Linked DNA regions of Homo sapiens: region 1 is linked to region 2. Evidence: chromatin loops called from intact Hi-C (ENCODE). Cell type or tissue: MCF 10A. All regions are shown on one strand. Links, peaks and the distances in the headings refer to the core of each region. The heading gives the core; the rest is flanking DNA. Region 1 overlaps STX8 (syntaxin 8). Region 2 has its middle 24 kb from the start of NTN1.

Region 1 (12,717 bases), core at 1,850-9,849, 390 kb before region 2:
TTGTCTTCAACATTAAATTATTGTGGTTAAATAGAATTTGGGTTTTGTAGTTTTCATTTTTATATGAATATTTGTTTTAGCACTATAAAGAGCTATAAACATAATGAATATATACTTACATTTATATTTAATTAAATAAATACAGTAACATCAATACTGAGGGGTGTGGAAGAATTTGTTTAAACTTTTTTTTTTTTTGAGACGGGGTCTTGCTCTTTCACCTGGGCTGGAGTGCAGTGGCGCAATCTCTGCTCACTGCAACCTCTGCCTCCCGGGTTCAAGTGATTCTCCTACCTCAGCCTGCCGAGTAGTTGGGATTACGGCGCCCGCCACTACGCCCAGCTATTTTTTTGTATTTTTAGTAGAGATGGGGTTTCATCATGTCGGCCAGGCCAGGCCAGGCTGGTCTCAAACTCCTGACCTCGTGATTCACCTGCCTCGGCCTCCCAAAGTGCTGGGATTACAGGCATGAGCCACTGTGCCTGGCCAAACTTTTTTAAACTTTATAACTGTTTGTGCCTCTAGATTGAGAAACAATGGCTTAGCATCTGGCAATTTTTACTAAATATTGGCAGTTGTTGTTATGGTTTTAAATAATATGAGCTTTTCGGCCAGGCGCGGTGGCTCACGCCTGTAATCCCAGCACTTTGGGAGGCTGAGGCAGGCTGATCACTTGAGGTCAGGAGTTCAAGACGAGTATGGCCAACATAGTGAAACCCCATCTCTACTAAACTGTCAAAAGTTAGCTGGGCATGGTGGCGGGCGCCTGTAATCCCAGCTACTCGGGAGAATCACTTGAACCCGGGAGGCAGAGGTTGCAGTGAGCCAAGATGGTGTCACTGCACTCCAGCCTGGGCAATAGAGTGAGACTTAGTCTCAAAAAAAAAAATGAATTTAAATAAATAAATAAATAATATGAGCTTTTGGTAATACACTAGTCCAGACTTGGCTGTTTTCCCATTCCCACACTTTGACATGTATACATTCCTGCAATTCAGACACTTTGCTCTCTCTCCCCATCCCTCCCACATCCAAAGCCGCGCTTAGCATGGTTGACACTGACTGCCCAGTAGCCCATCCAGTAGACATGGCAAATTCCACACTCCCTTCCTTGCGGCGCTGCCCTCTGTGACAACAGTGTGGGTTTTTTCTTTGTTTTGTTTTTGTTTTTGTTTTTGCCACTTGCTTTGCTTCTATTGTTTTTCCTCCTCTTGTTCTTTACATACTGTGTTCTCTTAGATTCTACCTTTACCTGTATCTCTCTTGTATATTTTTAAATTTTAATTCTTAAATTAACACAAAACAAAATTGACTGTGTTTGTTGTTCTGTGAATTTTTACACATGTGTAGGTTTGTTTAGCCACTACACAAATGGGACCCAGAACCATTCCATTGCTCCAGAAACTTCCTTGTGTTTCTTTTGTAAACCGACCATACTCTCACCCATTCCTAACTCCTGACAACCACTGACTGACCTGTCCTCTGTCACTAAACTTTTGTCTTTGGGATAATGTCATATAAATTGTATCATATATATGAACTTCTTAGTACCGCTTTTTTATTTTTCTATTTTGTTATTTACTGTAGCTTTTTGTATAGATTGTTTTAGTGGTAACTAGGGATGACAATATACATACTTAAAAATTTACAGTCTACTTAGAATCAGTATCTAATCTTTTCACATGGAGTGTATCAACCTTACACCCTATAGGCCCATTTGCCTACCCTGCTCTATGGTATATAATTGTCTTATGTATTATACTTACGTGCATTGAAGATCAGACAGTATGAGTTTGGTTTTCATCCACCAAACAGAGAAGTCAGCTGGAGAATATTTATCCAAATGTTTACCATTTCTGCTGTTCATCCTTCGTTTCAGGTTTCCTACTGGTATCGTTTTTCTTCTGTCTGAAGAACTTCCTTTAGCTGTTCTCTTAGAGTAGATCTGTTGACAACATATTTTCTTAGTACTTCTTCGTCTAGAGTATCTTTATTTCACCTCGGTGCTGAAGGATAGTTTTGCTGGTTATAGAATTTTGTGTTGATAGCTCTTTTCTTTCAGCACTTTAAAACTGGTGCTATACTTCCTTCTGGCCTCTGATTTTTGATGAGAAATCCAGTCTTTGAAATTTTTGTTCCCCTATAAAGCAATGTGTTGTTTTTCTTTGGTTGTGTTCAATTATTTTTTTCTTTGTCTTTAGTGTTCAGCAATTTGGATATGATGTGTTGTGGCCTGGACTTCTTTGTGTTTATCTTGTTTGGGGTTTGCTGAGCTTCTCAAATATGTAGGTGTATGTTCTTTGCCAAATTTAGAAAACTTTCAACCATTATTTGTTCACGTATTTTTTCTGGCCCACACTCTTTTTTCTCTCTTCTGAGACTCCAGTGGCATGAATGTTTGACTTTTTCCCATTATCCCATAGGTCCTTGAGGCTCTATTCATTTTTATTGGAACTATCTTCCAGTTCACCACCTCTTTCCTGTATCATGTCCATTCTGCTATTGATCCCATCCAGTGAGTTTTCAAATTTGGTTATTGTGTTTTTCAGTTTCAAAAGTTGCATTTGGTTCTTCTCTATATTTTTTGTTTCTTTGCTGAGACTATATTTCAAGAGTGTTCACCATTACTTCTTGGAGCATTTTTATTTTTATTTACTTTGTATTTTTGAAACAGGGTCTCACTCTGTCATCCAGGCTGAAGTGTAGTGGTGCAGTCACAGCTCACTGCAGCCTCAACCTCCTGGGCTCAAGTGATTCTCCTTTCTTAGCCTGCTGAGAAGCTGAAACTACAGATGCATGCCACTATGCCCAGCTAATTTTTTATTTTTTGTAGAGACAGGTTCTCACTATGTTGTCCAGACTGATCTTGAACTCCTGGGCTCAAACAATCATCACGATTCAGCTCCCAAAAATGCCTGGCCCAGCATTTTTATTATAGCTGCTTTAAAGTCTTTGTCAGATAACTCCAACAACTATGCTTCTTAGCAATGGCATCTTGTTGTCTTTTCCCAGGTTTCTTATGCAACTTGAAATTTTCCGGATGTTCATATGCTGCAAAATTTTGCGTTGTATCCTGGACATTTTGATTATTATTTTATGAGACTCTGGCTGTTGGTTTAAATCCTACAGAGATGTTGATATTTTTTATTTTAGCAGGCAATTGCCCTGGTTGAGTTGAGGCCACAGGTTCCAACTACCATTGAAGAAGTTTTCAAAGTCTTTCCAGTACTGTTTGGGTCTGTCCCACAGGTGCAGTAGCCAGTGACCAGACTGGGAGTTGGGTGGTTTTCTCTCCTGTAGTTCAGCTCTCAATGTCTACGTATACTATTTGGGGTCAGCTCCGTGTATGCACTTCTCAAAGGAGAATCCAGGACTTCATGAACAACTTTAAGGGGTTGCTTTTCTAAGCTCCTCCCAGTCTGTGATCTTCCTGGTGCATTTTGGCTCCTGAGGCTCCCTTTTTATTTCTCCAGTGTGAAATCTAGGACTTTAGTTACCCTACTCTGCCATATGCTTCCCATCTATATAGCAATATGGTTTCCTTTTTTTTTTTCTCTCTCTCTTTTTCTGTAACCCAATCTAAGTCTGTGGCTTTTTTTTTTCCCTCATCTTTTTATTTTAAAGGTTTTTCTAAAGCTACAGAAAAGTTAACAGTATATTCTTCAGGCATATCTGGTCACCCTTCATTTACTAGATTCACCAGTTGTTAACGTTTAGCCACATTTGTTTTGCTTTTTTGTTGCTGCATGAGTGTGTGTGTGTATTTATGTACCTTTTCCCCCCAGAGCGAATTATTATTATTTAATATTTTTAAATTCTTTTGAGATGGAGTCTTGCTGTGATGTCCAGGCTGGAGTGCAATGGCATGATCTCCGCTCACTGCAACCTCCACTTCCCAGGTTCAAGCAATTCTCCTGCCTCAGCCTCCCAAGTAACTGGGACTACAGGCATGCACCACCATGTCTGGCTAATTTTTGTGTTTTTAGTAGACAGGGTTTCACCATGTTGGCCGGGCTGGTCTCGAACTCCTGACCTCAAGTGATCCACCAGCCTCTACCACCCAAAGTGCTGAGATTACAAGTTGTGAACCACCGAGCCCAGCCTGTGAATGGTTTGAAGTAAGGTGAGGGTGTCTCGTAATGCTTCTATATACTTTGGCATCTGTTCCTAATCTATCTCCTAATATTCTTCTGTGTAGGTTGTTTTCCTATATAACTGCAGTGTCATTAGCATATCCAAGAAACTTAACTTTGATATGGTAATAATGACTAATATGGAGTTTCTATTTAAATTGCTGCCATTGCCCCAATAAAGTTTTGTCACTTTTTTTTGAGGGGGTGCTCCAGCAATCAGATTACAGATTGCGTTTAACTGTTTTGCCTCTTTAATGTCTTTTAATTTAAAATATCTCCCCCTTCTTTTTTTTTTTTTTTTTTTGAGACGGAGTCTCGCTCTGTCGCCCAGGCTGGAGTGCAATGGCGCGATCTCGGCTCACTGCAACCTCCACCTCCCGGGTTCAAGTGATTCTCCTGCCTCAGCCTCCCGAGTAGCTGGGACTACAGGTGCCCACCACCATGCCTGGCTAATTTTTTTTTTTTTTTTGTATTTTTAGTAGAGACAGGGTTTCACTACGTTGGCCAGGCTGGTCTCAAACTCCTGACCTCGTGATCCACCTGCCACAGCCTCCCAAAGTGCTGGGATTACAGGCATGAGCCACCGCACCGACCCTGTGTTACACTTTTTTTTTTTTTGAGACGGAGTTTCGCTCTTGCTGTCCAGGCCGTAGTGCAATGGCGCGATCTCAGCTCACTGCAACCTCTGCCTCCCAGGTTCAAGTGATTCTTCTGTCTCAGCCTCCTGAGTAGCTGGGATTACAGACAACCACCACCACGCCCAGGTAATTTTTGTATATTTAGTAGAGACGGGGTTTCATCAGATTGGTCAGGCTGGTCTTCAACTCCTGATCTCAGGTGATCCGCCCACCTCAGCCTCCCAAAGTGCTGGGATTACAGGCCTGAGCCACTGCGTCCAGACTCCTGTTACACATTTTTAAGCCTAGATGAGAGACCATGGTTTATGGTCAAGAGGAAGTCGGAAAGGAGCCTGTGTTTTTTGCCTAACCTGGCCCATCTGGCTGTGTATAAGGTGTGAGCGAGTGTGGCCAAGGGGAATTTCTGCCAGGCAAAGGAGCTTTCCCTGTGTCCCCAAAGCCTGGGTGGTTCCCAGAGGCTCCACTTTGATCTGCGGGAGTTCCTTGCAGCTCCCTGCCATAGGATGCCATAGGCAAAGCATTACCTTTCCTTTAAGAAGTCACAGATTGGTTTTTCCTTGTGTCCCTGTTCTCTGGAATGTATCTTTTCCTAGTGTACGGTATTATCAGAGGTCACCACCACCCCCCATTTTTGGTTTCCATTGATAAATTTGAGTATGATATCAATTATAGGGAACGGAGGGAATTAAACTAATACCCTCAAGAAAAACTCTATCTTCACTATAGATTTTTTTTAACATTTGTCTTCAAATATTATTAAGAACATAAGCAAAAAGCATAATAACATAATGACTTTACTACTGCCATTATGAGTCCGTTATGAGTATAAAAAGGCACCAAATGTATCTGAAAATATATAGCAAACTCTCTCCCTATATATAGAATGTATTGAGGCTGTAATTGAGAGTAGAAAAATGATGAAGTATTATTGGAGTCGGGTATTTTGACATCATATAATATTTCTTAATCCTTGTGATGCTGTCATTTTGTGGTATACTTTACGTTGTTCCATTTTGTCCATTCTGTGCTGGAATGTCACTCGATATCTCAGATTAACATGTGATTGAAATATAAGCTCCTTCGTGAAACCAAATGCAAGTACTGACCAGGAAGCAGGGTATCAGTTTCTCTTTGGAGGCTCTACAGTCAGGAATCTGAACTAGTCAGCTGGTTGTTTCACAACCTATACTCTGAAACCTGTATTTAATTTGCTCTTAATAGACTGTGGTTAGGGAAATTCCCACCTTGGTAGTGCCTGGTCTGCAGAGTGGGAATTCCCCAAGGCTCTCTGGCCTAGGAAATCTTCTGAGGTCATAACTGACAAGTGGAATGAATCCCATCAAACCAACAGTGGCAGTATAAGTCTATTAAAAAGTAATTTGGCAATCTGTTTCAAAGTTTATGAGGCAGTCATAATCACACTTTGTTAAGGAAATGATTAAAAAGAACCAATGATAATGGAGGAAAGAATTTATAGACTCATTATTTAGAAATATAGAAACATTCTAAGTATCCAACAATGGGCTATTATTTAAGGAATGGTTATTTTATGGAATGAATATTTTGTAACCATGAGAAATTATAACTGAAGACTTTGTAGCTACATGAAAAAATACAAATGATATCATTAGATGGGGGAGGCTTATATATTGCAATTAAATGAAAATGTATGGTTTTTTTTTTTTTTTTTCTTTTTTTTGAGACAGAGTTTTGCTCTTGTTGCCCAGGCTGGAGTGCAATGGCACTGTGTTGGCTCACTGTAACCCCCGCCTCCTGGGTTCAAGCAATTCTCCTGCCTCAGCCTCCTAAGTAGGTGGGATTACAGGCATGCACCACCACACCCGGCTGATTTTGTATTTTTAGTACAGATGGCATTTCTCCATGTTGGTCAGGCTGGTTTTGAACTCCCGACCTCAGGTGATCCGCCCACCTCGGCCTCCCAAAGTGCTGGGATTACAGGCGTGAGCCACCACGCCCGAAAAAATGTATATGTTTATGTCAAATTGTAGTGAACACATGGGGGAATTACACTGTTGTTATACTGGGGTATTTGGATAATGTTTACTTTTTCCCCTCGCATTTATAAACTGCTATTGAATAATTTTTATAACTTAAAAAGTAGAGTTGTTTAGGCCGGGCATGGTGGCTCACGCCTGTAATCCCAGCACTTTGGGAGACAGAGGTGAGTGGATCACCTGAGGTCAGGAGTTCGAGACCAGCCTGGCCAACATTATGAAACCCTGTCTCTACTAAAAATATAAAAAATTAGCTGGTGTGGTGGCAGGCATCTGTAATCCCAGCTACTCAGGAGGCTGAGGCATGAGAATCACTTGAACCTGGGAGGCGGAGGTTGCAGTGAGCCGAGATCACACCACTGCACTCCAGCCTGGGCAACAAGAGCGAAGTAATGTCTCAAAAAAAAAAAAAAAAAATAGAGTTGTTTAGAAACAACAACTAATAAAGAGGAGAGGTTTACCAACCAAAATGAAAAACTTCGTTTTCGGTCTAGATTAAAACATTAATCCCTACAAGTGTTGACTACTGGTTTTCATTGATCTAATCTGCTACAGATTTATTGATTTACCTCTAAGTCATATTATGAATATTTATAAACTTACAAAGAAATCTATCTAGAAACCCAGTTAACATATAACATCCGACATACTGTATTTCTTGTCAGACAAGGAATATTTTGCACTTGATTTTCTTATAGTAACAGAGGCTATTAGCCCTGAATTTTGTATTATGTATTGTGGCGTTGATGCATCACGCAATACTGATTGTATTCGGTTGCGTGAGAACAGTGTACCAAGCTCAGAGTCAACTACAAGGCCAAGTACAAAGCATGATTGTTACTGTGGACTGTCTTGATAGAGAATGAGGCACAGATCATAAAAATGCCCACTTTTTGGCCAGGCGTGGTGGCTCACGCCTGTAATCCCAGCACTTTGGAAGGCCAAGGCGGGCGGATCATGAGGTCAGGAGATCGAGACCATCTTGGCTAACACGGTGAAACCCGTGTCTACTAAAAATACAAAAAATTAGCCGGGTGTGGTGGCGGGCGCCTGTAGTCCCATTACTCGGGAGGCTGAGGCAGGAGAATGGCGTGAACCCGGGAGGCGGAGCTTGCAGTGAGCCGAGATCGTGCCACTGCACTCCAGCCTGAGTGACAGAGCGCAAGACTCCCTCTCAAAAAGAAAAAAAAGCCCACTTTTACATATGCTACTATATATAAACTCAGCTGTGTTCAATGCTGATGAGACAAAGACTGAAGCTATGTGTCCAAGTCCTCCCATCACGTTTTTAGGAAGAATACTATGCCCAGAGCATCAGGATGTCACAAGATCTCGAAATCACTTCCTTTGAGCGTTTGCTAAAGTTTGGATCTAAGTATCTTTAACCTAGAGGAGAAGACCAAGGAGATATATGAGGAAAATTATGAAGGAAAGAACACTGATATTGTGTTGGTCTAGAAATACTTAAGGGGTGCCTGTAATTTCAGCTACTTGGGAGGCTGAGGCAGGAGACTTGTTTGAACCCGGGAGGTGGAGGTTGCAGTGAGCTGAGATCGCGCCACTGCACTCCAGCCTGGGCAACAAGAGTGAAACTCTGTCTCAAAAAAAGAAGAGGAAAAAAGAAAGAAAAAGAAATACCTAAGGTAGAAGTTGAGAGCAGGCAGAATTTTAGCTCAGAATAAAGGACTTTATAATTATCAAAGTCACCCTCTAACTCAGCCATGGAACTGATTTTCTCATGAGTTTCCATGTTACCAGTCTCTGGGAGTGTTTGGTGAAAGATTAACCATCCCACTGCCAGGGATGTTATAAAAGGGGAAGGAACTACAAGGTGATTGCATGACTCTTGCAGGTCTGAAATTTTGTTATTCTAAGGCATTTGTTTTGTCTTGCCTGCCTGCCTGCCTGCCCGCCTGCCAGCTCCCTCCCTCCCTGCTTCCCTCCCTCCTGACTTCCCTTCCTCCCTTCTGTGTGTTTTGACAGCTGTACCCATTTGCGTGAATTTGTATGACCTTTCGAACATTTCCATCCTCCCAGAAAGTTTCCTCATGTCCCTTTCTAGTCAAGCACCCCAGAGGCAACCACTTTCTGATGTCTATTTTGTAGGCTAGGTTTATCCTTGTATTTCTTATAAATGGAATCACAAAGCATATAATGATTGTTTTCTTATTTTTAGCCAACAAAACTTTTTGAGATTTAGACAGTTGTGGCATGCATGAGTAGCTCATGCTTTCTATTGCCGAATAGTATTCCATTAACAGATATACCCCAATTTGCTTTTCTGTTCTCCTAATGATGGATATTTGGGTTGTTTCTAGTTTGGGGCCCTCATGAATAAGGTTGCTATGTATATTTTTGTACAGGCTTTTTTTTTTTTTTTTTTGAGAAATAGGCTTTTATTTCCGTTTGGTAAATACCTAGGAGTGAGCCAGGCATGATGGCTCATGCCTGTAATCCCAGCCGAGGCAGGTGGATCACCTGAGGTTAGGAGTTCAAGACCAGCCTGGCCAACATGGTGAAACCCCGTCTCTACTAAAAATTCAAAAATTAGACAGGCGCAGTGGCGCGTGCCTGTAAATCCCAGCTACTCAGGAGGGCGAGGCTGGAGAATTGCTTGAACTCGGAAGCGGAGGTTGCAGTGAGCGGAGATCGTGCCACTGCACTCCAGCTCCAGGGTGGTAATAGAGCAAGATGCCACCTCAAAAAACAAAAAACAAAAAACCTAGGAGTAAAGTTTCTGGGTAAGATGGTAGATATATGGTTAACTTGATGAGAATTGACAAATACTTGTACAGCGCCCTTTGTGCCATATTTTCCCCCAACAATTAGTATTGTAAGTCTTTAGTTTGCACACTGTAGTGAGTGTGAAGCAGTATCTTATTTTGGTTGAAATTTGCATTTCCCTAATGACTTAACAATATTTGAGCTGTTTTTCATGTGTTTATTGGCCATTTGTATATCTTCTTCTGTAAAACATCTGTTCAGATCTTTTGCCTATTTTAAAGTTAGCTTTTCTTTATTGTTAATATGTAGGAGATCTTTATATACTCTAGATACAAATACTATGTCAGATATATGTTCTACAAATATTTTCTACCATTCTGTGGCTTATTTATTAATTTTTGTAATAGTATCTTTGGATGAACAGAAAATTTCTCTTGATAGAGAATGAGGCGTGGATCATAAAAATGTCCACTTTTACATATGCTACTATATATAAACAGAACTGTGTTCAATGCTGATGAGACAAAGACTGAAGCCATGTGTCCAAGTCCTCCCATTACATTTTAGGAAGAATACTATGCCCAGAGCATCAGGATGTCACAAAATCTAGAAATCACTTCCTTTGAGGATTTGCTAAATCAGATTGACCAATCTCTTTTCTTTTGTGGATAGTCTTTTTATGTCCTGTCCAAGAAATTTTTGCCTACCTACTCCAGGCTATAAAAATTTTCTCTCTTTTTTTTTTTTCTTTTAGAAGCTTTACAGTTCTAGGTTTTACAGTTAAGTCTATGAACCATCACAATTTTTTTTTTTTTTTGGTATGGAGAGAAAAGGGTTGAGGGGTTTTTTACTTCCTCATACATATATCCAGTTTTTCCAGCACCATATGTTGAAAAGAATTTTCTTTCCTTTGTTGAGAATTGAGCACGTGCGTGTGTGCATGTACACACACACACACACACACACACAAGTCTATCTGGACTCTGTTTTGTTCCATTGATGTGTTTGTCCTTATTCTAATATCAGACTCTCTTGATTAGTATATATTTATAATAAATTGTGAATTTTGGTAACATAATACCTCCAACTTGTTTTGTTCTGTTTTGTTTTGTTTTGTTTTGTTTGAGATGGAGTCTCGCTCTGTTGCTCAGGCTGGAGTGCAGTGGGTGCCTTTCTTGGCTCTCTGCAAGCTCCGCCTCCCGGGTTCATGCCATTCTCCTGCCTCAGCCTCCCGAGTAGCTGGGACTACAGGAGCCCACCATCACGCCTGGCTAATTTTTTGTATTTTTAGTAGAGACGGGGTTTCACCATGTTAGCCAGGATGGTCTCAATCTCCTGACCTCATGATCCACCCGCCTAGGCCTCCCAAAGTGCTGGGATTACAGGCGTGAGCCACCGCATCCAGCCTGTTTTTCTTTGTTAAGATTATTTTGGTTATTCTAAATAATTTTCTTTGTAAATTTTAGAATTGGCTTGCAGGTTTCATTTTAAAAGCCTGCTAGAATTTTGATTAAGATTGCATTCAATGTATAAAATTCTGTACGATATCTGTCAATTGAAAAAAAAATGAACCAGTATCTTTAAAATACCGTGTTCTCTCTTATAAATGAGCAACCAATATATGAAAAAAAAAAAAATAACAAATGAGGGTGAGGATATGTGGAGAAAAAAAGGAACTCTTTTATACTGTAGGTGGGAATGTGAACTAGTACAGCTATGATGGAGAACAGCATGGGGGTTCCTCAGAAAACCACAGATAGAACTACCATATGGGTCAGGCCAGTTCTCCTTTTTTTAGGCCTTCTTTCATTTCTCCCAGCAATGTTTTATAGTTTTTATTATAGAGGTCTTACACATCTTCAGTTAGATTTATTTCTGAGTATGTAATATGGCTTTTGATGCCGTTATAATGGATTTTTTTACTTTTATTTTTTCTCCGTTCTTTATCACTGGTATATAGAAATATATTGCCTTTTACTATTGACTGTATGTGCAAATTTATTAGATTTACTTACTAGTTCTAGTAGTTTTTAAATAGACTTTATCGTTTTCTGGGTGTACAATCATGTCATCTGCAAATGCACCTTTACAGCTCCCTTTCATACCTTTTTGCTTTCTTCCCCCCTGCCTTATTGAACAATCTGGGACTTCTAATAAAATGTTCAACAGATGCTGTCAGAATAGACGTCATAGCCTTGTTCCTGATCTTAGATAAAAAATGTTCCATGTTCCACCTGTAAGTATGATGTTAGCTCTGAGAGTTTTAAATATAGATAGCCTTCCTCAGGCTGAAGAAGTTCCCTTTCGTTTCTATTTTGCTGATAATTTGTATCATGGATGGACACTGAATTTCGTCATACCCTTTGTCTGCATTTATTGAGATGATCATACTATTAGCTCCTTGAGTCTGATCATTGATTTCACATCTTTCTTCTTTACTAATATATGCATTTAGAGCACTAAACTTCCATAAGTCGTGCTTTAGTAGCATCCTAAAAACTTTTGTGCTAGGTTGTTGTCTTGTTCTATTCAAGCTGCTATATTAAAATGCCATCAACTGGCTGGCTTATAAACAATAGAAATTCTCACCGTTGTGGAAGCTGGGGAGTCAAGATCAAGGTGCCTACAGATCTGGTGTCTGGTGAGGATCTGTTTCCTGGTTCATAGACAGCTGTCTTCATTGTAACTTCACATGGTGGAAGAAATGAGGATGCTCTCTAGGAACTCTTTTATAAGGTCATAAATCTCATGCATGGAACAGGATTCGTTCATTCATACGGGCTTTACTCTCATCACCATTCACCTCCCAAAGGCCCCACATCCAAATGTCATCACACTGGTGATGAGGCTTCAACATAATTTTGAAGGCACACCAACATCCAGTCTATAGCAGTTGTCCTTCTTTCTGCTTTCTGCTTTCTCTTGTGGTTTCATCTTTGCCCTGTGGGGAAATCAGAAGTGTTTTCCTTAATTTTCAAATATGACAGAATTTCCCATTTTTGACATGTGTCCTTTCATCATGATGAAAAGTTCCTTTTTATGTCTAATAATACTCCTTTTCAAGAAGTCTGTCTGGTCTGATATTAATATAGCTTTGCCACCTTTCTCATACAAACACTATGCTTTATAGTGAGTTTCATAGCAAAGTATATAGTTGTGTCATCTTTTTTTAAAAATCTTGCTGGGGGAGGGATAGCATTAGGAGAA
Region 2 (12,717 bases), core at 2,353-10,352:
GCCGGGCGGGGTGGCCCGGGGCGCGGGCGCGGCAGGGCCGGGGCTGGCTTGGCCGGCCGCCGAGCGCGACCTGCCGGCGTGACCGTGCGCGACCGCGGGGCCAGCGGGCTACAAAGGACCCGGGCGGGCAGGAAGGCGCGGAGCCGGGGTCGCGGCCCGGAGCAGGCTGGGGCTCGCCGGGACCGCGGCCAGAGCGCGCCAAGTGCGCAGGACGCGGGGCTGGGGCTCTGGCGTGCGCCCCTCGCCGCGCACCAGTGCCTACTTTTCCACGCACCGCCCGGGATGGCCGCCCCCAGACGGCCCCGGCCCGCGGCCACCCCCGCCATCCCCGCGCAGGCTCTACGCCGCTCCAGCTGCCCTCCGAGGCCTTCAAGAAAACTTGGGCGCCGCCCTCCGACCGCAGCCCCAGCCAGAGCTTCCCGAGCGCGGGGCAGCCGCGGGCCGCCCCCACCCGGCCGCGACTCGGGATCCGCGGGTGGCACTTACCTCCCCGAGGCGCCGGCGGCAGCGGGAGGCGAGCTCTCCGCGGCTCCCGTTCGAGTGCGCGGGGCACGGAGGAGCGCGCGCCTTTAAGACTCTTCCCCGAGACTCCGCCAGGTGGTGTCACGCCGGCCCGGCCCTCGCGGCTCCTCGCCCCGCGGCCACCCGGCTCCCCTGCCCATCGCGGGCAGAACACCAGCCTCCCGCTCGCACCCTGCGCCCCGCCGCTCGGGCTCCAGTGGAGCTGGGCCAAGATAGGATGCGTGTAACTTGGGACACACAACTATCCAACAGAAAGCCACCCAACCTACACACTCTAGCTTTGGTTTGTCTGGGAGTTGCAGGGGTCTTTTTGTTTGTCTGTTTGTTTGACCGAGTGCTGGGGGTAAAAATGGGGAGGAGAGAGCTGAGAAGTCTGACCCAAGGACGTGCGATCATGTCCCCACTGCCATCACCAGCGACAAACCTCAATTCCATGCTAACTGGTCTTTTTGCCCTTCATCCAAGATGGTCTGCTGACACGCCTCCCCCAATGACCATTAAAATGACTGAAGAGATAAAATAGAGGGAGAACTGTCGCCACTTAACACTAGGGGAATGCGTCATTCACACTCCTGAAACTTAGAAAAGTTTAAGAGGATCCGAGGGATGGCTGAAGGAACTCCACATTCATCAGGCGAGAAGCAGGAGCCGGCCTGGGAATCCCCAGCACAACACTCCCCCGGCGCGCCTCCTCCAAGCTCTGGGTACGTGTGACAGTTCACCCGCGAGGCCGGCGCCTGGGAATCTCTGCCGAGCTTAAGGCTGCTGGAGGACACAGGTTTGCCGGCATAAACTAGGATCCTAGCTTCAGGCCATTATTAAAATTTTACATCATATGCTTGCTCTTTGAAGAATCATTTTTTGACATTGGCATTGTGATTTCAAACTACGTTCATAATTAACTCAGTTTTTCTCTTTTTTTTGGTAGTGGGTGTGTGTGGGGGTGGGGGGCGGTGGTGGCGCAGGTGTGTGTGGGGGCGGGGGGCGGTGGGGGCGCCGGGCCCTGCTCAGTCATCCTGGCTGGAGTGCAGTACAGTGGCGGGATCATGGCTCACTGCAGCCTTGACCTCCCAGGCTCAAGAGATCCTCCCATCTCAGTCTCCCGAGTAGCTGAAACCACAGGTGCATGCCACCACGCCCGGCTAATTTTTAAAACACTTTTTATTTTGTAGAGACAAGGTCTCAATGAGTTGCCCAGGCTGGTTTGGAACTTCTGGCCTCAAGTGATCCTTCCATCTTGGCCTCTCAAAGTGTTGGGAATACAGGTGTAAGCCACTGCACCCAGCCTTCTAACTCAGTTTTTCTGCCTACATTGTTTATTGTCATTTCATTTACGTAAATGACTTCCTCATTCCTGAGTTCCTTACTTTGATTAATTTCTCACACCACTGAAATGCTACTTTGAGTAAACCTTGGGGGAAGGGTGGATGGACGGTGGATTTTTTGAGTCTTCGCATGTCTCAGATTGTCTGTTACTTTATACACAGACAGTAGTTAGATATAAGAGTCTAGGGTCATAATCCTTTATTTACACTTCAACTCTCTAAAATAGGCATGTTGCTAGCATTAAACAGGGAAGCAAATGTAAAGCACTTACCGTGTTCTGCACCTAAGACGTAGTAGAGGATCCATGACTAACTATTTATGACTATCCTTTATTAGTTATTGATTCATTGTCTGTCTTGTGCTTTTTTTTTTTTTTTTTTTTTTTTGACAGGGCCTTGCTCTGTCCCCAGGCTGGAGCTCAGTGGTGCGATCGCAGTTCACTGAAGCCTTGAACTCTTGGGCCCAAGGGATCCAAACCTTGGTCCAAGATGGTCCACTGACACACCTCCCCCAATAACCATTAAAATGACTGAAGGAATAAATAGAGAACCGTCGCCTCCTGTGTAGCTGGGACCACTGTCATGCCTGGCTAATTTTTCAATTTTTTTGTAGAATCAAAAAATCTTTTTGATTCTTTCTTTTCTTTTTTGATGGAGTCTCGCTCTGTTGCCCAGGCTAGAGTGCAGTGGCGCTATCTTGGCTCACTGCAAGCTCCCCTTCCTGGATTCACGCCATTCTTCGGCCTCAGCCTCCCAAGTAGGTGGGACTACAGGCGCCTGCCACCATGCCCAGCTAATTTTTTGTATTTTTTTTTTTTTTTTTAGTAGAGATGGGGTTTCACCGTGTTAGCCAGGATGGTCTCGATCTCCTGACCTCATGATCCGCCCGCCTCAGCCTCCCAAAGTGCTGGGATTACAGGTGTGAGCCACCGCACCCAGCCTTGATTCTTTCTTTGTTGCCCAGGCGGTCTCAAACTCCTGGACTCAAGTGGTCCTCCTGCCTCAGCCTACCAAAATGTTGGGATTACAGGCATGAGCTGCTGCACCCAGCATCTTCTGGTTTTATGGTTAAAGAAATTTCTCCTAGGTTTTATAGAAGACTCTCTTTCTCTATCTCTCTTTTTATGCCATCTGGCTTTAATTTCCTTTCTTTCTTAAAAGAAAAAAAAATCTATAGGTTCTGTTACTGCCTCCTTTACTAAGTGTGACCTTGAGATAGTTTCTTATTCTCTTAACACGTTCGTTGCTTCTCCTATAAAATGAACAAATTGGACCACATGGTTGTTGTGGTACCATCCAGCTTCAATAGGCTGGGTGTTTATTTGCCTATGATTAAAAAGCAACAGCCCTGCCACAATGAAAAACCAATTCACAATGATTAGGATGGCTGTAATAAAAAAGACAGATAATAACAAGTGTTGGCGAGGATATAGAGAAATTGGAACCCTTATACCTCGTTGGTAAGAATGTAGACTGGTGCAGCCATTGGAAATACTCTGGCAGTTCCTCAAAGGTTAAATGTAAAGTTACATATTTACATATGACCCAGCAACTGCAATGCTAGGAATACATCCAAAAGAAATGAAAACACATGTCCACACAAAAACTTATACACAAATGTTCATAACAGAATTATTCACAATAGCCGTAAACTGGAAACAACCCAAATGTCCATCAACTAATGATTGGATAAATATAATGCAATATATCCATACGATGGAATATTATTCAGCCATTAAGAAGAATAAAGAATTGATACATGCTGCAAAGTGGATGAACCTTGAAAACATTATGCTAAGTGAAAGGAGCCAGTCAAAAAATACGACTGTGGGCCGGGTGCAGTGGCTCATGCCTGTAATCCCAGCACTTTGGGAGGCCGAGGTGGGTGGATCACGAGGTCAAGAGATCGAGACCATCCTGGTCAATATGGTTAAACCCCACCTCTACTAAAAAATACAAAGATTAGCTGGGCACGGTGGTGCGCGCCTGTAGTCCCAGCTACTCAGGAGGCTGGGGCAGGAGAATCTCTTCAACCTGGGAGGCGGAGGTTGCAGTGAGCCGAGATCACGCCATTGCACTGCAGCCTGGCGACACAGCGAGACTCCATCTCAAAAAAACATACAAACAAACAACAACAACAACAAAAAAAAATTGTATGGTTCCAGTTATAATGAAATGTCCAAAATAGGCAAATCCATAAAGACACAAAGTAGATTTGTGGTTGCCAGGGCTAGAGATAGGAGTTGGGGGTAACGGGGAATGAATTCTAATAGTAACCTGGTTTCCTTTAGGGGTGATAAAATTGATTACAGTGATGGTTGCAGAACTCTGTGAATATATTAAAAACAATTGAATTGTAAATTTTAAATGGATGAATTTTATGGTATATGAATATCTCAACACAGATGTTATATAAATAAAAATACTTATTGAACATTCAATACCTGTCAGGTCCTGGGGTAAATACTGGTGACACAGAAGTGAACAGGGAATGTGTACTTTTCCTTCACGAAGCTTGCAACATAATTAGGGATTCAGCCATTCTAGAGCCCTTCATTGCCAAAAGAATGAAACACCCTCCTCACACAGTAGGCACAAAGATTGCCATGGTCCATACAATGGCAAGACTCTTCTAGATCTTACCATGTCCTAATACTAGGTACTCTCTTTCTAGTCCTCCTCTTCTTCTTTTTTTTTTTTGAGATGGAGTTTCGCTCTTGTTGCCCAGGCTGGAGTGCAATGGAGCAATCTTGGCTCACTGAAATCTCTGCCTCCTGGGTTCAAGCGATTCATCTGCCTCAGCCTCCCGAGTAGCTAGGATTACAGGCATGCGCCACCACGCCCAGCTAATTTTGTATTTTTAGTAGAGACAGGGTTTCTCCATGTTGGTCAGGTTGGTCTCGAACTCCCGACCTCAGGTGATCCGCCCACCTTGGCCTCCCAAAGTGCTGGAATTACAGGTGTGAGCCACTGAGCACACCATCCTTTCTCTCTGTCTTTGTAACCCTACTGCCCTGAAAGAGATGGCTGAAGGCAGCCCTATGTTCACAGTACAGCCTTTGACTCTCAGAATAGTGTCTCCCAAGAGAGCAGCTACTTGCAAGTCCATAGCAGACTGATTAATTTTTTAATTGTATTATTATTTTTTGAGACAGGGTCTCACTCTGTTATCCAGGCTGGAGTGCAGTGCTGCAATCTCAGCTCACTGCAACTTCCATCTCAGGGCCCAAGTGATCCTCCCACCTCAGCCTCCAAAGTAGCTGGGACTACAGCTGTGTGCCACCATGCCCAGCTTATAGCAGGGTGATTAAAAGCAGCAACTGTGGAGCCAGTCCACTAGGCTTCAAATCCCAGCTCTGCCTCTCTACTCACTACTTGCCTCGGTTTCCTCATGGGCAAAAAGGAGATAACAGTGACTATATGTCATAAAGATTTTGTGAGTTCTGCAGGAGTTAATGCACTTATAGGCACCCTATAAGTGCATTAGCTGATAATATTCATGTTATTATTGCCTACCCATCTGCAAATGAAGGTGCCTCAACCCATCTCACCGATCTGCTACTTTCCCGTAGTCCACCAGGTGGCGCAGGCGCACCACCTCGGGCAACAAAAATGGCCCCCAGGTGGCTCGCACAGTAAATGCTGGGCTTGGAGAAACGATACAAATAGTTTGCTAGTGATGTGGGTCCATCTGTGAGTTATATATAACGATATCAACTATAATGGAACAAATTTTTTCTAATCAGCTCCACTCACTAAAAAAAGTTTTCTTCTATTTAGAGAAAATAGTGGATGTCTACAAATAAAGGGCATGGTTTGGGTAAAGCGTTAGCTCCATGTGGACTCATGTACTGCCATCCAACCAAGGCAGTGATGCACCTGTCTGAGTTTTTCCACAGCATCATCCTCTTTTTTTGTAACAAATATTCTATAACACACCCTTGGCTGGGCGCGGTGGCTCACGCCTGTAATCTCAGCACTTTGGGAGGCCGAGGCAGGCAGATCACTTCAGGTCAGGAGTTTGAGAACAGCCTGGCCAACTTGGTGAAACCCCAACTCTACTAAAAATACAAAAATTAGCCAGGCGTGGTGGCGGGCACCTGTAATCCCAGCTACTTGGGGGCTGAGGCAGGAGAATCGCCTGAACCCGGGAGACAGAGGTTGCAGTGAGCCAAGATTGCGCCACTGCACTCCAGCCTGGACGACAGGGCGAGACTCCATCTCAAAAAAATAAATAATTAAAAACAATAAAATATATAACACACCCCTTTATCATATTGCCTTCCAACATCCATAATTTCCTCCACTATATCAACACAATATGAAGAAGAAGAAGCCAAGTATAATAAAATAACATGGGCTGGGCACAGTGGCTCACACCTGTAATCCCGTCATTTTTGGGAGGCCGAGGCAGGTGGATTGCTTGAGGTCAGGAGTTCGAGATCAGCCTGGACAACATGGTGAAACCCTGTCCCTACTAAAAATACAAAAAATTAGCCGGATGTGGTGGCACACACCTATAGTCCTAGCTACTCAAGAGGCTGAGGCAGGAGAATCACTTGAACAAGGGAGGCAGAGGTTGCAGTGAGCCGAGATTGTGCCACTGCACTCCAGCCTGGGTGATAGAGTGAGGCTCCGTCTCAAAAATAAATAAATAAAATAAAATAACACACATTCCAATATGTAAATGCTTGGGCACAACTATGTTAGATGACATATTGAAGTAGTCAGCTGCTTGCACCTAGGTGTAGCATTACCAAGAACACCATAGTAACAAATGAGGTCTGATAGAGATGTGTTGCTCTGGTAATTCCAACACCTAGAGCACCTAGAGTGGCATTGCCCCAGGTAACGTGATTTTCCAAAGTAGGCAACAGCACTTGGTAAAGTTGCCTTCCTGGAAACTGCAGTGTATGTTAAAATTGTGAAAACCTAACCAAACCAAACCTTTGTGTACATAAACAAAATAAAGGTAGGCTCTGAGCACAGATTATATTTTATCTACATGAATATCCAGTGGGGTATCTAAAAGTTGTAGGGGAAGGCTGACAACCCTTTCCTGTGCACAATGGTTGCTTACATGCATTGACGACATATAGTACCTCTGGTCCCTGACAACTAAATGGTAGTAGTGACTGCCAATCACTATGACAGCCAAAGCCACGACCCCCCAAATCTCTAAATGAACAATAGCATCTCCATTGAGAACCACTAGTCCAGGGTCAAAATCCCTTTGGACATGTCTACCAAAGCTGGCACTTGGTCTGCTTGAGGCTAAACTTGTAAAATACATTTGATTTGTTCTAGCTGTCACAAATACACTTGCCAAGACTCAAAGGGGGCTATAGAGAGAGGGAGGCTGTGGGATGGGGCCTTTTCCTCTGAGTATCTCCCTTCGTATTAGCTTTTTGTCCAGAAAGCACAGACCCAAGGGAAGCTGGCCTCATGTGCCAATCTGAGGCACAACCCTGTGGTCTTTTTGAGGCTTTTCCTGAAACCCAGCTGGGAAGTAAATCAGTACAGACATAATCCTGATTTTAGCCACAGGGGCCAGGGCCTCTGACCAAACCCCTGGCTTAGGAGAATTTCCTGCTATACATTTGCTTGGCATGTCAATCTCAAACTATTCTTGCTCTGCCCTCTCAGGGATGGGGTTAGTGAGACCATGGCTCCTTGGGATGAGGTTTTGACGTTGGCATGTGCAGACTTGCTCACTGGGCTCCATTAATTATATTCACCTCCACCTGCTACAGGGCTTTTTCCGGTCCGTACATCTGGCCCTTCCTTTCTCTCTGCAGTTCTAGCACCTCCCTGCCCCCTTCAGCTTTCGGCTTGCTTGTCTCGAGAGGCAGGTATGACATGACCCAATCCCCTCGCTGGTATTCCTGGAATTCAGCTGGTTTAGCAAAGCAAGGATGAAGTCCCTCCTGAGCAGGGCAGCTGCATCTTTCCGTACACATTCCATCACTTCTGCCAATTGATGTCTCCAGGCCAGCTGGTCATCTACAACATGGATTTTGATCCTCAAGAATTCCCTCCCAGACTCCCTGGCCTGAAAAGGGCAGCTGAAGGGCCCAGAAGCCCTTCATCAGAAGCCCATCATCAAACAAAGGGGTCAGAAGCCTGTGACTTTGGATTTCTGCCATTAGACAAGAGTCCAGATGGCCTCTGACCCAGGCATCCATGCACCTGCAGCTGTAAACCTATGTGGTTTATCCAGTGCACAGACATTTATTGACCACCTTTGGTATGCCAGGCACTATGGACACAGCAGGAACCAGACAGACACAGTCCCTGCTCTCCTAAGGTTTACGGTCTACAGGGAAAGGCAGGCAGATGTTCAATAAACTGTAACACAAACAGCTGTGCAATTGCAACTATGATGAGCATTACAAGGAAGTGCAGGGGCCATGTGACAGAGTATAACAAAGGCTGGGTAGGCTAGGGGCCTGGGACGTGGGGGCATCGCTGAGGAAGTGACATTTAAGTTGAAACATGAGGGAAGAGAAGGTGTTACCCAGGTGAAGAGAGTGGGAAAGAGCCTTCCCAGCGCGGGGAACAGCAGAGGTGAAAACTCTAATCTGGAAGGCAGCTTGACATGATCAAGAAATCACAATAGTTGTCAGGTATTGATTGCTCCCTATATGCCCAGCCTGTTCTAAGAGCTTTCTTTACAAGTATAGTTTTTCTAATGGCCACCGTGCTAAGAAATAAGGAACTAGCATCCTCATTTTACAAATGAGGAAACTGAGGCACAGAGAGGTTAAGTAATTGCCCCCAAATCCCACAGCTATAAAATGAGGGAGCTACAAATTGAGGCACAGAGAGGTTACCATTGGATCCAGGTAGTCTGACTCCAGAGACGGTATCCTTAACCCCTATGTCAGAATCCCCTGTGAAGATAAAAAGTCATGATGTCATAGCAGCAATATGTATTGTTGGACATGTATAAAGTGGCTGATGAAACCACATTCATAGTAGAAGGGTATATTAACTACGTCTTCTTGTTTTCTGTATTCTTGATGCTTTGGGGTCTGGGGTTTGCTGATCCTGGAGGGACTGTCCCTTCCAGGGTTAGTTAATCCCTAGAGATGGCAAAGACTACGCTGTGAGCACACCTTTGATATGCAAACCAACCAATCCAGAGCCCACACCCAAACTCTCACGACTTGTCCTAGTCACCCCAGGGCCAAGTGTCAGACAACTAGAGAAATCCCCTATACCTTGGAGCCCGCCAAAATTACTCACACTTGCCAATCCTAAACCTTGCCTTGCCTGCCTTTCCCTCCGAAACCATAGTTAAGGCCCCTGCCCTGATTTCCTCTTGTTCCTTCTGCCTCTTGCCCAACCCTGGGCTCCCCCGTGTGGCCCTGTGTGGCATGGCATGTCCCTTCCACTCCGGAACTGTGAGTAGCAAACTCTTTTTTCAATGGTAGTTGTCTCCTGATCTGCTGTCCTCGGCATTACCTGAATAATAAGACAACCTACATTTTTTTTTTTTTTTTTTGAGACAGAGTCTTGGTCTTATTGCTGAGGCTGGAGTGCAATAGCAAGATCTCGGCTCACTGCAACCTCCACCTCCTGGGTTCAAGCAATTCTCCTGCCTCAGCCTTCCGAATGGCTGGGGTTACAGGCACCCACCACCACACGTGGCTAATTTTTTTGTATTTTTAGTGGAAACGGGGTTTCATCATGTTGGCCAAGCTGGTCTCAAACTCCTGACCTCAGGTGATCCACCCACCTCAGCCTCCCAAAGTGCTGGGATTACAGGCATGAGCTGCTGCACCCAGCCAACACAACCTATATTTTAAAACAAAGGGATCCTTGGATGTTTAGCTGAGGCTCAGGGAGGGGAAGCCCAGAAGTGGAATTAAACCCCAGGTCTCCAGGCTCTTGCCCTGATGCATGTTTTACTATGCTTCCCAGGAAGGTCATGAGGGAGGGACAGGGACAAGTTTGGGGTGAAAAGGAATAAACCTTGTTTTTTGAGACAGGGTTTCACTCTATCACTCAGGCTGGAATACAGTGGCTCAATCACAGCTCTCTGCGTCCTCCCCTTCCTGGACTCAGGCCATCCTCCCACCTCAGCCTTCCAAGTAGCTGGGCTAAATGTGTGTGCCACCACACCTGGCTTTTTTTTTTTTTTTTTTTGTAGCAATGAGGTCTTGCTATGTTGCCAAGGCTGGGAAATCAGACTCTTTCTTTAAAAAGGGAAAAAGAATCTGATTTGTAGGAGCAAACAGAGTCATGATGGGAGAAAGAAAGTGGAGTTGGTGTTTGGGTAAGTGGAGGCAAGGAGAGAAAGAATTTTATTCATTTTATCAATTTCATACCAATTATTAATAATAGCAAAATCTTACTTGGTACTTACTATGGGCCGGGTACTCTTCTAGGTGCTTTCTGTGTAGCATGTCATTTAACCCAAATAACAACCCTATAAGGTCAGGGCTATTATCTCCACTTGGGAGACGAGGAAACTGAGGCATGGATTCTAAATGACTCACCTAAAGTTAAACGGAACCTAAGTAAGTGGCAGGGTTGGGTTTTCTTTTCTTTGAGACAGAGTCTTGCTCTGTCACCCAGGCTGGAGTGCAGTGGCATGATCTCTGCTCACTGCAACCTCCGTCTCCTGGGTTCAAGCAATTCTCCTGCCTCAGCCTCCCGAGTAGCTGGGACTACCAGCTCATGCCACCACGCCTAGTTAATTTTTGTACTTTTTTTAGTAGGGATGGGATTTCAACATGTTGGCTGGGATGGTCTCAATCTCCTGACCTCGTGATCAAGGTCTCCCAAAGTGCCAGGATTACAGGTGTGAGCCACTGTGCCTGGTCGGGTCTGTCTGTCTTTCTCTTTTCTTTCTTTTGTTTCTCTTTCTTTCTTTCTTTCTTTCTTTCTTTCTTTCTTTCTTTCATTCTTTCTTTCTTTCATTCTTTCTTTCTCTTTCTTTCTTCTTTCTTTCTTTTCTTTTCTTTCTTTCTTTCTTTTTTCTTCCTCCTTTCCTTTCCTTTTTTTTTTGAGACGGAGTCTCACTCTGTCACCCAGGCTGGAGCTCACTGCAACCTCCACCTTCTGGGTTCAAGCAATTCTCCTGCCTCAGCCTCCCCAGTAGCTGAGATTACAAGCATGCGCCACCATGCCTGGCAAATTTTTGTATTTTTAGTAGAGATGGGGTTTCACCATGTTGGCCAGGCTGGTCTCAAACTCCTGGCCTCACGCAATCCACCCCACTGGACCTCCCAAAGTGCTGGGATTACAGGTGTGAGCCACCACGCCCGGCCTCAGGGGTGGGTTTTCTGATTCAAGTTGTCTGGAGTCTCCTTTGTCACTCTGTCACACTGCCCCTCGAGTGGTTTCAAAGCTGGCTCTCCTACCAGTGCAAGCACAAGGTGGGAATAGCAGACTCTTGCTGTTTTGCCTACAGAGGATGATGTAGCAATATCATCAAACTCTGCCCAGAAAGAAAGTTATTTCCACTCTCATCCTGAGAGGAATCAGGCAAGACATCTGTGAACGCTCGGCAGCTCTGACTACCACGGTGTCTCAGCCCAAGATTCAGGTAACTTGCAGACCATTATCCAATTCTGCTGGGCCCCCAATTATGGAGGGGAGAAAGGCTGGTGGCCCTCCTCAGGTTTCATCAGGACCTGCCTGGCTGCCCACCAACCACAGAAGGAAGCCGGGCAGGGCCTGAGGAGTCTGCTCAGAACCAGAGCCTGCAGTGTCTTGTGGGTTCTTGCTGGCCCCGATGGCCTAGAGTCAGGACTGTGGTTACTGCAAGGACCTAGGCTCAGGTGCTGTGAGTGGTACCCACTGGGCCGTACACCCCTCTGAGTGCTGGTGGTCAGAGGATTCACTGAGGAGGCCTCTGCATGAGTTATAGATGGTCACACCAAGAGTTGCACCTCCACTGTCAACAGGATGTGCTTGTGAGGGTTTGGAGGTGGCTGGGAGGCCAGGAGGAGATGTTCCAGGGCTGTGAGTTCTGAAGCCCGCCAGAGAAAAGGGCAAAGAGACTCAAGGAGTTCACCCTCTCTCCTCTGGAGGAGCAAACGCCTCTTCCTAAAATACCAGCACCCCCTAGTGGCAGTCGGTGTCCATTTACACCTCAGGGTTCTTAACCCGGAGTCCCTGAACTTTGAGAGGAAAAAGATATGCATCTAATTTTTCACTCATCTTCAACTGAAATTTAGCATTTCCATGAATAATCAATGTAGGCAACACATCACAGTAGTGTCAACAAACAGTACTTGTGATTTTGTCACCAATAAATTTACAGGTATTTTTTACATCACATTACAGCAGTTGGAGGTAACTCAAAATGTCATTTGCATCTGTCGCTATTTGGAAATTATGCCAGTTATTAGTTCCGCCACGAGATCGTGTTATTTAATGCATTAATAAAGAAGCACATTTATTACTAGATTTCCAATTTGATTTATTTATGTTAAAGCTGTAATATAATTGTTACGGTATAATTGGTTTCCTTTATAATCCTGCTTATTTTGTTTTACAGATTTAAAACATTAATCTGGCCGGGTGCGGTGGCTCACGCCTGTAATCCCAGCACTTTGGGAGGCCGAAGTGGGCGGATCACGAGGTCAGGAGGTCGAGACCATCCTGACTAACATGGTGAAACCCTGTCTCTACTAAAAATACAAAAAATTAGCCGGGGGTGGTGGCGGGCGCCTGTAGTCCCAGCTACTCGGGAGGCTGAGGCAGGAGAATGGCCTGAACCCGGGAGGCGGAGCTTGCAGTGAGCTGAGATCCCGCCACTGCACTCCAGCCTGAGCAAACAAAACAAAACAAAAAAAATAAAACATTATCCTGAAATGAGGTCCATGGGCTTTACTGGGCTGCCAAAGGGGTCCAT

Evidence for each region. Hi-C counts contacts between places; a loop is a spot of excess contacts. Peaks named below come from ENCODE experiments on the same cell type or tissue, not always from the same donor. Only the 100,000 strongest peaks of a DNase experiment are listed, where the experiment ranks them.
Region 1: it touches region 2 in a loop (5-fold over the local background); 2 of 110 quality-filtered maps call a loop at or near these places.

The regions. Positions count from the first base shown.
Region 1 is chr17:9,382,557-9,395,273 of GRCh38, reverse strand. The region is part of intron 6 of STX8 (syntaxin 8); the gene reads left to right. Among named protein-coding and RNA genes, the nearest start is that of STX8, 190 kb to the left of the region's middle. In MCF 10A, for the core only: no CTCF peak of the experiment used is centred there; a DNase peak (open chromatin) is centred at 5,983.
Region 2 is chr17:8,990,914-9,003,630 of GRCh38, reverse strand. It overlaps a transcript of NTN1 not described here. Among named protein-coding and RNA genes, the nearest start is that of NTN1, 24 kb to the left of the region's middle. RefSeq lists silencers at 434-483, 514-623 and enhancers at 11,609-11,658, 11,769-11,838. In MCF 10A, for the core only: CTCF peaks have their summits at 5,456 (motif pointing right) and 9,197 (motif pointing left); DNase peaks (open chromatin) are centred at 5,450 and 9,210.